Regions from separate parts of the Homo sapiens genome. Here region 1 is linked to region 2. A link is a contact called in ENCODE Hi-C data. All regions are on one chromosome and are shown on one strand. Each heading gives the region's core, a stretch centred on a gene start or an enhancer-like site at or near the end of the contact. The rest is flanking DNA. Distances are from core to core; before and after follow the strand shown. Region 1 holds the start of BEX4 (brain expressed X-linked 4). Region 2 holds the start of CSTF2 (cleavage stimulation factor subunit 2).

What was found. A loop is a pair of places that touch in the nucleus more often than their neighbours do. Pooled maps may share reads with other maps.
Region 1: a pooled map shows a loop between it and region 2 (8-fold over the local background). The contact joins the promoter of BEX4 here to the promoter of CSTF2 in region 2. A Hi-C loop is called at or near these places in 5 of 50 pooled maps.

The regions. Positions count from the first base shown.
Region 1 is chrX:103,212,765-103,220,082 of GRCh38, reverse strand. It overlaps BEX4 (brain expressed X-linked 4), which reads right to left and starts at 4,975. Exons shown (of 3, transcript NM_001080425.4): 1 at 4,845-4,975; 2 at 4,319-4,401; 3 at 2,837-3,934. The coding sequence starts at 3,929. The coding sequence ends at 3,567.
Region 2 is chrX:100,815,089-100,821,833 of GRCh38, reverse strand. It overlaps CSTF2 (cleavage stimulation factor subunit 2), which reads right to left and starts at 1,443. Exons shown (of 14, transcript NM_001325.3): 1 at 1,360-1,443; 2 at 229-307. The coding sequence starts at 1,417. RefSeq lists enhancers at 1,212-1,371, 1,652-1,701, 1,712-1,771.

The DNA of each region.
Region 1 (7,318 bases), core at 3,726-6,225, 2.4 Mb before region 2:
CTTGCTGGCTGTCCTGGCCTATATGGGCTGCTATAACAAAATATCATAAACTGAGTGGCTTATAACAACAGAAATTTATTTCTCACAATTCTGGATGCTGTGAAGTTCAAGACTGGGTGTTGGTAGATTCCGTGTCTGATGAAGGCCTGCTTCCTGGTTCACAGAAAAGGTGAAGGAGCTCTTTGGGGTCTCTCTCTCTCTTTTTTTTTTTTTTTTTTTTGAGACGGAGTCTTGCTTGCTGTGTCACCAGGCTGGTGCAGTGGCATGATCTCGGCTCACTGCAACCTCTGCCTCCCGGGTTCAAGCGATTCCCCTGCCTCAGCCTCCCCAGTAGCTGGGACTACAGGTGCGCACCACCACGCTTGACTAATTTTTTATATTTTAGTAGAAATGGGGTTTCACCATGTTGGCCAGGATGGTCTCGATCTCCTGACCTCGTGATCTGCCTGCCTCAGCCTCCCAAAGTGTTGGAATTACAGGCGTGAGCCACCACGCCCAGTCTGGGGTCTCTTTTATAAGGGTACTGATCCTATTCATGAGGACTCTGCCTTCATGACCTAATTCCCCCCAAAAAGCGCCACCTTCTAATACCATCACCTTGGGAATTAGGTTTTCAACATTTTAATTTTAGGAGGGACACAAATATTCGGTCCATAACACTGGCCTTTTTAAAGACTTCTTCAGTGATATCTCCAATTTCTGTAATATGAAGACAGCAGCATATGCTGCTGTGTAAGATTAGACTGACTCTCCTCTTCTCAGAGGTCTTGTCAGTCTTTCTCCTCTTAAGTTCTGGAAGATTTGCCAGGCATTAGTTGACAGGCATCCTTCCCAAGCTTTGCTCCAAAATCCATAAAAACATGCACATTTTCCTCAAGAAACTAAAATTTTACAAATATGAATGTATAAACCACTGATAGGGATGAATGTGTTAGCCCTTTTTCTTCACTCTTGGTTTATTTGCTTTTGTTGGTTTTTATAAAAGAGTCATTATACTTTCTTGCTAGTCTCTTTAGAGGCATTCACTGACATCTCTCTGTTGTCACCTTAAAAAGACAAAATGTATTGCCCACCAAGATCAAGGAAAGTTGACCCTCCCATGGGATGTATAAATGTGTTCGCTGTGATAGCTCTGTTCTTCTTCAGTCACCTGATCCAGCCCCCTCTAGCTTTTTCTAGAAAGTTCTCTCTTTACTCCTCCACCCTTGCAGCAACACAGAGGTAAGGGAGTTTTCTTCAGTTCTTCAATCACGCTCCTGATCATGTTCTGGTCACTGAACGTTATGTCCTCTAAAGTTTTGTGCTCGTCGCCTACCATCACAGAAACTCCCACGATAGGAGTCTTAATTTAGTTCTCCTTCAACCAATTACATTGTGACCCCGTTCCCTGACCTTTACCATTTCCAGCAAATTCTGTTCTTATCATCCCACTCTCCCAGAAACACCAAGGAGACAGGGCTCATTTTGGTACTTCAAAAAACCATATTCTGAACCCAAGCATTGACACTTTTATTTCTTCCAGAAAGTCTGTCCTTATTCCTCATTCTCCCCCAAAAACCCCAGTGAGGAGGCTTCAGCTTTCTTTCAACTAATCATGTTCTGATCTCACACCCCCACAGCTAGCTTTTTTTGTGAGGGAGGTAGATTGAGGCTACTTTGGGAAATCCACAATTGGTCTTTGCCAGAAGGCATAGTACTCATTTTCAGAGGAACCAAAAGATCATTCATGGACTCTACTCAGTCAACTAGCCTTTTTGAAGTGCCTGAGTTCACCACTGTGCATTTTCAAATCAGACTCTATATCATCCTCTTCCTCTAGACAGGTGAAAGATCACTCCAGCTCCAAAATTATCTGAGGCAGAGTTTCCCTTAAATGTGGTTCTCAGTTGAACATGCAGGAATTCTGATGACTAAATAGTGTGAAGTTCATATAAAGTGATTTTTGCATAAGTTGTATATGCTTTTCCATTTACACTGATTGGCAATCAGTACATAATGCAAAAATTTCCAAATAATTCTTTGTGGAGGCAATGTGGTGAGAAGACAAGCACCCTGAAGCACCAAGGCTGTGGTCACAGCTTTCACTAATTGGCTGTATGACCTTAGGAAAAATCGCTTTCTTAACAATTCTTCACTTGTGAAACCAAGTTTGCACCAAATAAGTGATTTTCATTCTTTTTTCACTGTGATCTAGTTAGAAATACATCATAAAGGTGGCAATATTTACTACATAGAACACATTATTTTCTCCAAAACAATTCTTAACACTACTCACGGGTGATAGGATGACTTTTGTTCTCTTTTTAAAAAATTGCTTGTTGTAACCCACAAAACTGATTTCAAGAGCCATAGAGTGGCAATCCTAACTTTGAACAACACTAGAGGATCTTACTTTTTTTATCCCTCAATATTCTAAAAATTAAAGTGTACTTGAGATGTAGAAAAACAGTGTATAGAAAAACAGCCCCATTCTTGCTGAGTCTCTTTTACCATCCTCAGCTTGTCATCAAGTTACAAAAGTCAAATATTCTGCATCTCCAGATGATAAGGTCCAATAGAAAATGGCCCAGGCTGGATTCCCCCACCCCCAAGATATTCAGCAGGAGTTAGCCTTGGTACTTAACATCTCTAAGCCCCAGTGACCTCATCTGTAAAAGTGGGATAACAATACAGATTTTATAGGTTGTTCTAAGAATAAAATGAGATCCTGGATGTGAAACTGCTGACAGGGGTGATGAATTCTGAGTTCCTCAGGCTGTGACCTTCAGGCATGTTTTGCTTTGCACAGTGAATAACTTTGCCACTGTCCCTACCACTCCTATAATCATCAGTCTTATTTTAAGGTCTCATACTTTTCTTTTTTAATTACTTGCCCATCAAAGTCAGATTTATCTTGATATTGTTTATTGTTTACGGTTATGACACATTATATATATACACACACACACATATGTATATAGTTACGTACACACACACCAATGGCACTGATTTTGGTACACATCAGAATTACTTAAGAGAGTTTGTTAAAAATGGAGATTCTGGAGCCCCACTCTGTGAGTCTGGACGATAGGTCCTACATTTTTAAATGCCCCTGCCTGCCCCCAAGGTGTTTTTATACAGATGGTAGACTCACTCTGAAAAACACTAGAACATACATTCTTAAAATATCAAACATTGAATTCTGGGTATGATCATTCTTTTTTGGTCAGGGACAAGAAAAAAACTGTCAAAGACAACTGAGATTTTGAGTCCAGGTAGCCGGAGGAGGAAAAGTAATACTTACAAAAATAAGGACTGGAATGAAAAAGGAAGATGATGGAATACAGACTGCTTTTTGAACTGCTTTATGCATTTCATATTATGAAAAGAGTATTTTTCCTAAAATAGGTGAATTGCCATGCTGACCGTAACTTTTAGGCTGAGACAAAACAATATTCAATTAGAATTCTAATTTCCATTAGAAACTGGTAAGTGTAAACCCCAAAAGGCTTACAGAAAAAGTAAATCACAAAAATACAAGCTTGTAAAGCAGTGTTCACATTAACCTCAGCGAAAACTTTTAGGATTCAAGGTATGAGGCAAAAGTCATAATGGTTGTCAGGTTCAGGAGTTTGGAAGCGCATATAGTGCCTCATCTGCTGTTCCCTAGTCTTTCTCTTGATTTCCATCATCTGCCCTACAAACCTTTCTACATCATCTCTCGCTTCATTGTGCTCAATATGCCTATTAGGTATGGCCCATCGAAAATTAGGGACAAGTCGCCTAACTCGCCCCCGCCTGATATTTCCTCCAGGCTTCTGGCCTTCACCCCCTCCCAAATGGCGGGATTCTTCTTCATTCTGCGTGGGGGCCTGCTCCCCTCCTTCGTTTTCTTGTTGGGCATTTTCCCCGTTGAGATTGTTTGCCGCTAGTTCCTCTTTGGACTCCATTACTCCTAGGAGACAAGAGAGAGAAAATGGGCTGAATTCTTGGTGGACTGATAAGCACTGAGGACAGAGGCCCTACTAGGCACCTTTTAAAATTCAGAGCCCTGGACTTGACTTTATACTCTAACATTTCATTTTTTTCCACCTGAGAAGCCAGTATGCCCTGTGGGGTGCCCTCAATCCGAGCCCCTCCCTTCCGCAAAGCCCACCATTTTCCCTGTAGATCCATCTCCAGGCTTCCGCAGGCAGCAAAATGGAGGACGAGGATGGCGTGTGGGAAGGGGAGGGTTGCATGGGGTAGAGGGGGGCGAGGGTGAAGGCATGGATTAGGGTCTCAGACTGGGCTTTCCTCACGTTCCGGCCCCCGCCTCACCACCGACCCTCGCACCGACCTGGGCCTATCCTTGCAGTCTCCTCCTCCGGATTCTTGACGCGAGGTGCGCCGCCGCGACACTTAGCCCCGCAGACCTGCAGACTGCCGGGGTGGGGGAAGTGGGGGCTGCTGCAGCAGAACGCTAGCTAGGAACTACCGCCATCCGGCCCCTCCCCCGCCCCGCCCCGAGGCCCTGGCCCTGGCCCTGGCCCTGGCCCTCCTCGCCACCCTCGCCCCCCGCCTCAGCCGCCCCGCCCCGCAAGCTGACCACCATTTTCTGCACCAAGAAGTGCGGGGCAGGGGTGTCGGAAAAGCTTGCGCTGATGGCGTAGGCAGGTGTTTCCGAAGGGTCGTAGCCCCAGGACCGCCGGCTCCCTCCGGGCCGGGCACCTCTCCGCTCAAGGAAGGCTCGCGGGCCCGCCGCGGGGCCCGGGGGCTGCATCGCGGACCGATTGCTTCTCCGCACGGCTCCCCCGGGGTGGGCATCCGCAGGCCGGAGCCACTCCCTCACACCAACCCCAGGGACCCCCCGCCGGGTTCCTTACCTGCTCCCCCTCCGCTTCCTAATTTCGGGGCCGCCCCTGGCCCACACGTCCTCAGGGCCACCGGGAGCAGGTACCACCGCCGAGAATGGAACGAGCCACGACGGCTCTGACGCCAGAGCGAGACAACACTCAGTGTTGGCCGGTCACGTGGGGCTGTTGTCATCGCCAACGGCTCCGCCCCCGTCCCACGCCCCCTCCTGCAGCCCGGAGTCAGGCGGGGCTTTCGGGTCAGCCCCTATCCTCATCCGGAGTCTCTTTTAGTATCTCCAGACTGGCCGGCCCTTCCACTCTCCTGTCTTTGTGTATTCTTGGGACTTCCTCTGCCTCCCCAAGAGGGAAGCTGTCTTCTCAGGGAGCTGTTGGCCATTCCCACTTCTGTGGGGACTTGCCTCTCCCTGTCCTGGGCTCCCAGGATTTTCCCCACATCTCCCAACCAGGACGCGGGCGCAGAATTTAAAGGGGTGCAAAATTCCTCAGCAGTCAAGAAAAATAACATTTTAATGCAACATTTTAAAAAACAATTATTGCAAGAAAATTTATGATGAGCAAGATGTCAAAAATTTAAATAAAGAGAGCATCAGTCCCGCCCACCCCAATGGCAAACTGTGGTACTTGTTACCAATGCTCATCCTTTTCTCCACACCAGAACGTTTGGGGGGGGACAGGAAATGAGTCAAGGACAGTGGATTTTTTTTCTAATTCTTCTTAATACCTTTCTGTTCTGTTCCTTTTTTTGGGGGGTGGGGCAGAGTCTCGCTCTGTCGCCCAGGCTGGAGTGCAGTGGCGCGATCTCGGCTCACTGCAAGCTCCGCCTCCCGGGCTCACGCCATTCTCCTGCCTCAGCCTCCCGAGTAGCTGGGACTACAGGCGCCCGCCACCACGCCCGGCTAATTTTTTGTATTTTTAGTAGAGACGGGGTTTCACCGTGTTAGCCAGGATGGTCTGGATTTCCTGACCTCGTGATCCGCCCGCCTCGGCCTCCCAAAGTGCTGGGATTACAGGCGTGAGCGCCCGGCCCCTTTTTTGTTTAAGAAACAGTCTTTATAGTTTAACTTTATCTTAACTTTAATGGAAAATTTCGAACATTTGGAAAAATGGAATAGTATAATGCAAACCCCATGTACTAGTCCTCACTCAGATTCCACAGTTAACAACTCATGGCCAATCTTATTTCGTCTTTATCTTACCCGCTTCCCAACCTTAAAATTATTTCTGAAGCAAATTCTAGACATAATATCACTTTAGGCATAAATATTTCAAAGTATGTATCTACAAGATAAGGGTTTTCTTCTTTTTAGCATATAACCACAATACTGTTGTCACATTTAATAATTCACAATTCCTTAATATCATTTTATGTCTAATCTGTGTTCAAATACCCAATTGTATTATAGTTTTTTTTAACAGTTTGTTTGAATCAAGATACAAATAAGATATGCGCATTTTGATTGGTTGCCAAATTTCCTAAATTTCTTTTAATCTGTGGGTTTTCATTTTTTAATTTTTTCTTTAATTATTGATGAAATAGTCATTTGTTCTGTATTTTCCTACAGTCTGGATCTCAGTGGTGTCATTAACACATTATCTCTTTACTCTGTGGTTCCTATAAGATGGTAACTAATTCTAGAAAAGCATCCTGGAATTTGGGTTCAATTTCAATTCAAGTTTGTCCAAGGGAAAGCAAAGACTCTTTCTGTTTTCCTCTTTTTGGGATTTTAGCTGAAATATTTCTATAAAGAGACCCTTCCTATTTTAGGTCGGGCTCCCTAGAAGCAGAACTTGGAACAGAGATCCTTATGAATGTAGTTTCTTGTAATGCTCTCTCAGGTTAAAGGAAGTAAAGGCAGCAGGACAGGGCTGGGGAGCAGGGCAGTGATGAAGAATGGGGTTTAACTAGAGATTAAGTTTAGTTAATCGCACCTGAAAACTCTGAAGCACACACAAGTCATCCCACGTTGACAGTAAGTCACTGGCTTTTTGTAGCTCAGCGTCAGTCACAGATCAAAGTCTGTAGGTGGAGCAGAGCATAGTCTCTGGAGCAAGGTGGCTCCCATTTGGCAGAGAACAATTCCCTGGAGAAGAGGTAAAATGTGAGTTGTATGGCTCAGGCCTGTAATCCCAGCAATTTGGGGGGCTGAGGTAGGAGGATTGCTTGAGCCCAGGAGTTTGAGACCAGCCTGGGCAACATAGGGAGAACCCCATCTCCATACACACACACACACACACACACACACACACACGCATACACACACACAAATTTAGCTGGGTGTGGTGGCACGCAACTTTGGTCCCGCCTACTTGAGAAGCTAAGGAGGGAGAATTGCTTGAGCCCGGGAGGTCAAGGCTACAGTGAGCTATGACAGCACCACTGCACTCCAGCCTGGACAACAGAGTGAGACCTTGTCCCCTCACTCCTCCCGAAAAAAGATGTAAGTTGTTATCAGCCAACACACACAGCCAGGGAAGGTTTCATA
Region 2 (6,745 bases), core at 194-2,693:
GCTTGAGTCACTATGCCCTGCCTAAAAAACATTTTTAACGAAAAAAACATATTTTAGGTAAGAATAAATGTCAATTGTATAGTGTATCAATTATATCTCAATAAAGCTGTTACAAGAACAAAATGTATGTGAAAAGTCACCAGTAAAGAAAACCTGCCATTATTACTAAGAGCCAAATCTGTGGTGATTTTTAAGAAGCTCCCACCATGAAGGAAAAGGGGATCTCACCTGAAACTAACAACAGGTCCAACCTCAGAAAAGATGTCCTTCAACTGCTCTTCAGTAGCTTCATAAGGAATGTTCCCCACTAAGGAAGAAAATAGGTAACATTAAAATTCTGAGTTTATAACATAGATCTTTAGTGAGAAAGTAAACTTATATCATCAAATATAAGACTCAAAATAGTGTTCTCCAATCCCAATTCCATTGTATTTCTTCAGACCTCTTAACAAAGGAAATATACCACTGAAACTAAATACAAAATGTGTAGGTACTCTCAAATGTTAGTTCTCAGACTGATCTGACACGTGTTAGATTTTCCTTAACTTTGGTGCAAATAAATACTTTGGCACTGGTATTTACCTAAAGATCTGCAAGTCTCATCAGTGACTACAAAAAATATCAATGTTATTTAATATAATTTTTAAAACAGGTTCCTATGTATTTCCACACATACAACATTTAAGGGAGAATGACGATGAATGTAGTGAAAGATGTTTAAAAAGTATTCTGAACTACTTTGTCATGTCCCTTTCAAATGGTACTCTAAAATAATCACACGTATTTTTAAAAACAACTTATTTCAGCCAAAAAGATAATTCAGAATCGTTTCGATCCTTTTTAAAATTCCTCTGAGGAGATCTTAATAGTTCATTCATTCATTCACTTACAAGCCATCTCAGGACACCAGGTGGCCGCTACCACTATTGATGCACTAAAATGTTACAGATAAAAAGCAAAGGATGAAAGTCCTTAGGAGAGGACAGTAAGTGGACACTAGGATCTATACCCTCAGCATATAGTCTGTATTCTGGGGCAGAGGATGAGAAGTAGTACGGGACAGTGAGGAGCTGTTACCGTGAGCCTTCTCCTCTAGAGAATAATTGAAGCTCATGAAAGGAGAAACGCACAGAAGCTGAACGCTAGTCTAACTTCCCCACTGATATTGCGGAAAGCCTACGAGACCTCGGCAGAATGGGAATATCTCTTTGCTCATGAGTCCACCAGGTTGGACGCCCTACAGGATAAGCAGGGAGAACTGCACGTCCGAACCGTCAGCGGCTCCGGTAGCGATTCATGAGATAGAAGGTGCAGAGGGGAGTCCCTCCCCGAAGCTTGACTACAACGAATTCCTCTCACCGAACACAGAACGTAGAGAACGATCCACCGCTGGGTCTCTCACAGTCAAACCCGCCATAGCTCTGTTGAGTCGGCTTCCGGTGCGCCAAAGCACACTTCCGTACGGAGCACAAGCCCAGCGCTGAGCACGCTTCCGTACGGCGCGTGAGCCGGAAGGGCCTGGGCGGAACGGACGCAGAGCCCCTCCCCTGGAGACATTCTGTTAGCCGCAGGCGCGAGTTGCGTCCACCGGAGGGCTATATTCTCACTCCTGAGATTAACTCTGTTCCGAGCCAGATGCAGGCGAGTCCAGGCTAATTTGAAGGGTTTCAGCCTGCAGACTTCCTTCTTATTAATTTTCTCTTAGGTTGATGCAAGTACTCCTCAACCACAATAAAGGCGCAGCGGCTTTACCATGGTAACAGGGAAGTCCTTTGCTGACAACTGTGGGGCTTGCATTTTAGTTCCGCCCTATCAAGGGAGGGAAATGCTTGGGCCCGTCCCAGCAGCGTGCATATTATTTGCTAAACCTGTTCGTGTGTGGAGTGAGATGAGGAAAGGGCATGCCAGCCGAGAGAAGCATAGTTAAAGAAATGGGAGAGGTAAAGGGAGAACAGACCTCTGTCCTCGTGTAGTCCGTGGGTTCCATGTGCTTCGTGGTGGGGCGGTGCGGCAGGGGATTCTGGCAGGCAGAGTATCGGAAACAGAAAACGTCATTCATCGGTTTTTCCACACTTTGGTGCCCACGCGCCTGGGATATGGCATGCAGGGCAGGTCGTTGTATCATCCCGGAAAGGCAGACCCTGCCGGGGTTGGAGGAAATCCAGGGGGCACCTCAGGAGGACAGGGTTAGGGGATAAGCAAAGGAAGGAGCCAAGAGCGCTACCTTTGAGGGACTTGTCCGAAAAAGGAAGACGGTAAAATAGCCACGGAATTGGAGGCATGGACGTTTTTATTAATTCCACATGTATTAAAAGTATATGGGCCGGGCGCGGTGGCTCATGCCTGTAATGCCAACACTTTGGGAGGCCGAGGCGGGCGCATCACCTGAGGTCGGGAGTTGGAGACCAGCCTGGCCAACATGGAGAACCCCTTTTCTACTAAAAATACAAAATTAGCCGGGCGTGGTGGCGCATGCCTGTAATCCCAGCTGCTCAGGAGGCTGAGGCCAGAGAATCGCTTGAACCCGGGAGATGGATGTTGCGGTGATCCGAGATCTGCCATTGCGCTCCAGCCTGGGCAACAAGAGCGAAACTCCATCTCCAAAATAAAAGTATATGAAATATGATAAATATTTAGAAAAAATTAATAAGTGCTAGTTTACACCATGAAGCATATCACTTTAAGAAGTAATTCTGGTAAAGATGGAAAGTTTGAGAAGAGTATACCCATTTCCATGACTCTAGAGTCCCATTTGCAATCACTGTGTGACCAAGAGGACACCTTGTGTAATGGAATGGTCCAAAAGGAGATTTACAGCTCTGTAGAAGGCACAGTTTCAAAGAGTTTTGGTGTGTCATTGTTCCGTTGTGGTGAACTTTTGCTAAATGCATGTACGGCTGAGTATATTTCTAACTCAGTGTTTGGCAAACTTACATAAACAAAAGATTAACCTGGGGTCTTTGAGTAAGAGTATAGATTCCTGGGGCTCCACCCCAGCCCTATGGAATGGGACTCCAGGGAAAGAACTTGGGAATCGTTATATTTAAACAAGTGCCACTGGCGATTCTTAGGGTCAGGTAATTTGAGTAGCATTGTAGTTATTGAGGTAGCTTTATGGCAGCATTTAAGACACGCATGCTTTCTTATGAAATTTCCCTTAAAGTAGTTCTCAAAGTTCTCAACCCTTGTGGAGGAGCATTTTTGGAAATGTACAGTGGCATTTTCAGTTGTTGCAATGACTACTGCTAGGGGAAGAGAAGCCAGAGATGATAAATGGACTGCCATGTCCAAGGCAGTTCTACAGGATGAACCCCTCCCCCCACTGAATGCCAATAATGTCTCTCCCCTTGAGAAACACTTAATATCAGCCATATTAGACCAAATGGACCCTGGATCTGAATGCTATGTTGCACTGCCAGCCTTGCATAAATAATTTTTACTTTAGCCTTCTTACAACTGTGTAGCTGATCCCAATGAGTTAGTAATAATAAAAGCTAACATTTATTAAGCACTTGCTGTGTCCTCATTGTATTAGTTTTCTATTGCTGTGTAACAAATTTCCACAAACTTAGTGGCTTACAACACTCATTTGTTAGCTCACAGTTCTGTAGGTCAGAAGTTTGGGTGGACATGAGTGGGTTCTTTGCTTAGGATCTCACAAGGCTGAAATCAAGGTGTTGTACTCTTATCTGGAATCTTTGGGAGAAGAATCAGCTTCCAAGCTCATTTTTCTTGTTGGCAGAATTTGGTTGGCTGTGGTTGTAGGACCGAGGTCCTTGTTTCTTTGCTGGCTATTGGCTGGAGGGCTGTAGCTCTTAGCTCCTAAGGGCTTCTTTTTGGTCCTTACATGTGGGTTTCTACATCTCAGAGCCAGTGATGGCACATTGAAACCTTCTTATGCTGTGAATCTCTGACCAGAGATTCTCTCTTTTGACCAGCTGGGGAGAACTCTGCTTTTAAATGGCTCTTGTGTTTAGGCAAGGCCTACCCAGATAATCTCCCTGTATTAAAGTCAACTGTGCTATGTGAAAACCTAATCATAAGAGTAAAATCCATTATAATCACAGTCTTAGGAATTATGCAGGGCAAATACATCAAGAGGTCAAGAAATCTTGGAGCCAGTCAACTGTACCCATTTTATTGATAAACATGTCTAAAGAAGTTTCAGTAACTTTGCCTAGGTCCCACAACAAGCAAGCTAAGGCATGGTTTGAGCTCAGGTTGCTCTGGCTCCAGAGACTGCTTAATTGTTATATCTCCTGCCTCTCAATGTAACTGAGGAAATATGGATGGCTCAGCATATTTTGTCACTGTTTTTAGGAAAGAGTACAGAACATGTGACCTGGTGATGGTGGGTCCGTGGCTCATAACAATGAGCTACTCAAGAAAAGGGTGGGGGACTTAGCCAGGGCTTGTTCTGCTATCATCAGCCGTCTGTGGGAAATAGACTATTGATTCTGTGACTTCAGCAACCAACTTCACTCTACTGGTTATAAAAGAGGAGGTGTGTGCAAGGGATGTATCCCAAGTGCTTGCTTTTTTATATTTAGATTTCACTTATACACTGTGTGCTAGTGACTCCTGCCTCAGTGCCTGTCTTGTGAGAGTCTTTCCCTTCATTGATATACTCCCTGAGTGACAGCATTTCCTTTGCCTCCAGTTTATAGCAAAATGAAGACAGAAGGTGGGATGTTTCATGCTGTTGTTGATGTTATGACTGAGCCTCAGTTAACGATGTAGGTATGATATGAAAAGGTAGGGGGAACACAAGCAAAGAAGCATTTCTACAAAAAACGGGACTAAATATATAGGGTAAATGTTATTTGGGGCTTTGAATGGAGGAGAAAGGGAACCTAGTGGAGAATCAAAGAATTTGGGAGACCACAGTCATGATTTGTGGGGCACTGGCAGAAAACTTTGTTGAAAAGTCCTGAGTTCTTAACCAGTCATGTCGATGACACTAAGAATCTTGAGTGAGGTAAACGTAAGTGAAACAAGCAGAGATATTCAAGACTGTGAAGGCACAGAGACTTGGGTTCTTTCTCCCAGTCATAAAAGATTAAATTTCTAAGGCTGGGGTACATACTACTTCATGTTTGATCCATGTTTGAACCTCTTCAAAGAGTCATGGAATAAAATCCCTCATTGGTCTCGCAGGGGATATCTGGAAAGGCAGCAACTCCTGGATAGTTGTCATTGCATGAAAAAGGTGCCAGATGAGACTGGTAGCATTACCTGTGTTAAGAGAAATCTTCAATGAGCAGCGCCTGCAAGAGCTAAGGAAACTTGTAGCCAGAGAGCACCTGAATGCTGACGTGGATTCTGATCAATAACAGGATGAAGATATCAATTGGTCTGCTTTCTAGAAAGAAATATCATTCTTAAGTTCTGCACTGCTGCATTATCAGGCTGGTTCTACAGCAATGTCTATACTTTCTGGGAATATTTGAGGGTTCAGCCCTGTGGCTACTCTACAGAGAGTTGTCTAGTCCATCAAAACTGATCATGTTGTAGCATTTTCATTTTTTATTTCTTAGCTAATAGATTTTATTCTCAATACACACTGCATGCATTTCTTTTATTCCTTTCCCAGAATCCTGTTCCTTCAAAGAAGGTTCAGAGTTGTTCACCTGCTCAAAGGATGTGTTATGAGATATGTTGTTTGCTAGACGGCCAGGGAGTTCAACTGAATTGGAGGAAGATTTGCCCTATTCTTGGCCATGGCATGGTGACCTCTTATTACTGAATAAGGACTGCTTCAAAGCCAATCATTGGGTAAAACTAGGTAAGAGGAAGAAGTCTTTGAGATTTTGTTTTGTTTAAGAACCAGAACAATAGGATATTGTTGGCTAGCACATGGCATCCAGGGTTTAGCAAAATGAAGATGAGTATTCACCAGATAGCACTCAAACTCAAACAGTGTGCTGTTGGGTAAGTGTGGCTGGGTAAAGTGTGTGGATAATGGTATCAGATTGGGGAAAATGGAGTGATAATGACTAAGAAGAGCTAACATTTGCGAAGGGCTATATAGACTACAAGGCTTCTCTACATGGATCTCATTTGATTCTCACAAAACCCATGAGATCATTTTAGTATGTTACCTTTTTTTTGTAGTAAAATATAAATAACTTAAAATTTACCATTTTAGCCATTTTTAAGTGTACAGTTCAGGGTCATTAAGTACATTCATATTGTTGTGCGCCAGTCTCCACCATTCATCTCCAGAATTTTTTTATTTTCCCAAAATGAAACTTCATACCCATTAAATGCTAACTGCCCATCCCCTCCTCGTAGCCCCTAACAACCACTGTTCTACTTTCTGTCTCTATGAATTTGACTACTCTAGGTACATCATGTAAGTAGAATCATACAATATTTGTCCCTCTGTGGTTGACTTATTTCACTTAGCATAATGTCTTTAAGGTTCATCTATGTTATCCATGTGTCAGAATTTCTTTAGTTTTTAAGACTGAATATTTTATTGTATATATATTATATATAAATACACATTTTGTTTATTCATCTGTTAATGGACACTTGGGTTGCTTTCACCTTTTGGCCATTGTGAATCATACTGCTATGAACATGGGTATACAAGTATCTCTTTGAGTCCCGGCTTTCAGTTCTTTTGTGCCCAGAAGTGGAATTGCTAGGTCCCATGGTGTGATGATTAGTTTTAGGTGTCAACTTGTCTGGATTAAGGAATAACTAGAGAACAGGTGAAGCATTATTTTTTGGTGTTTCT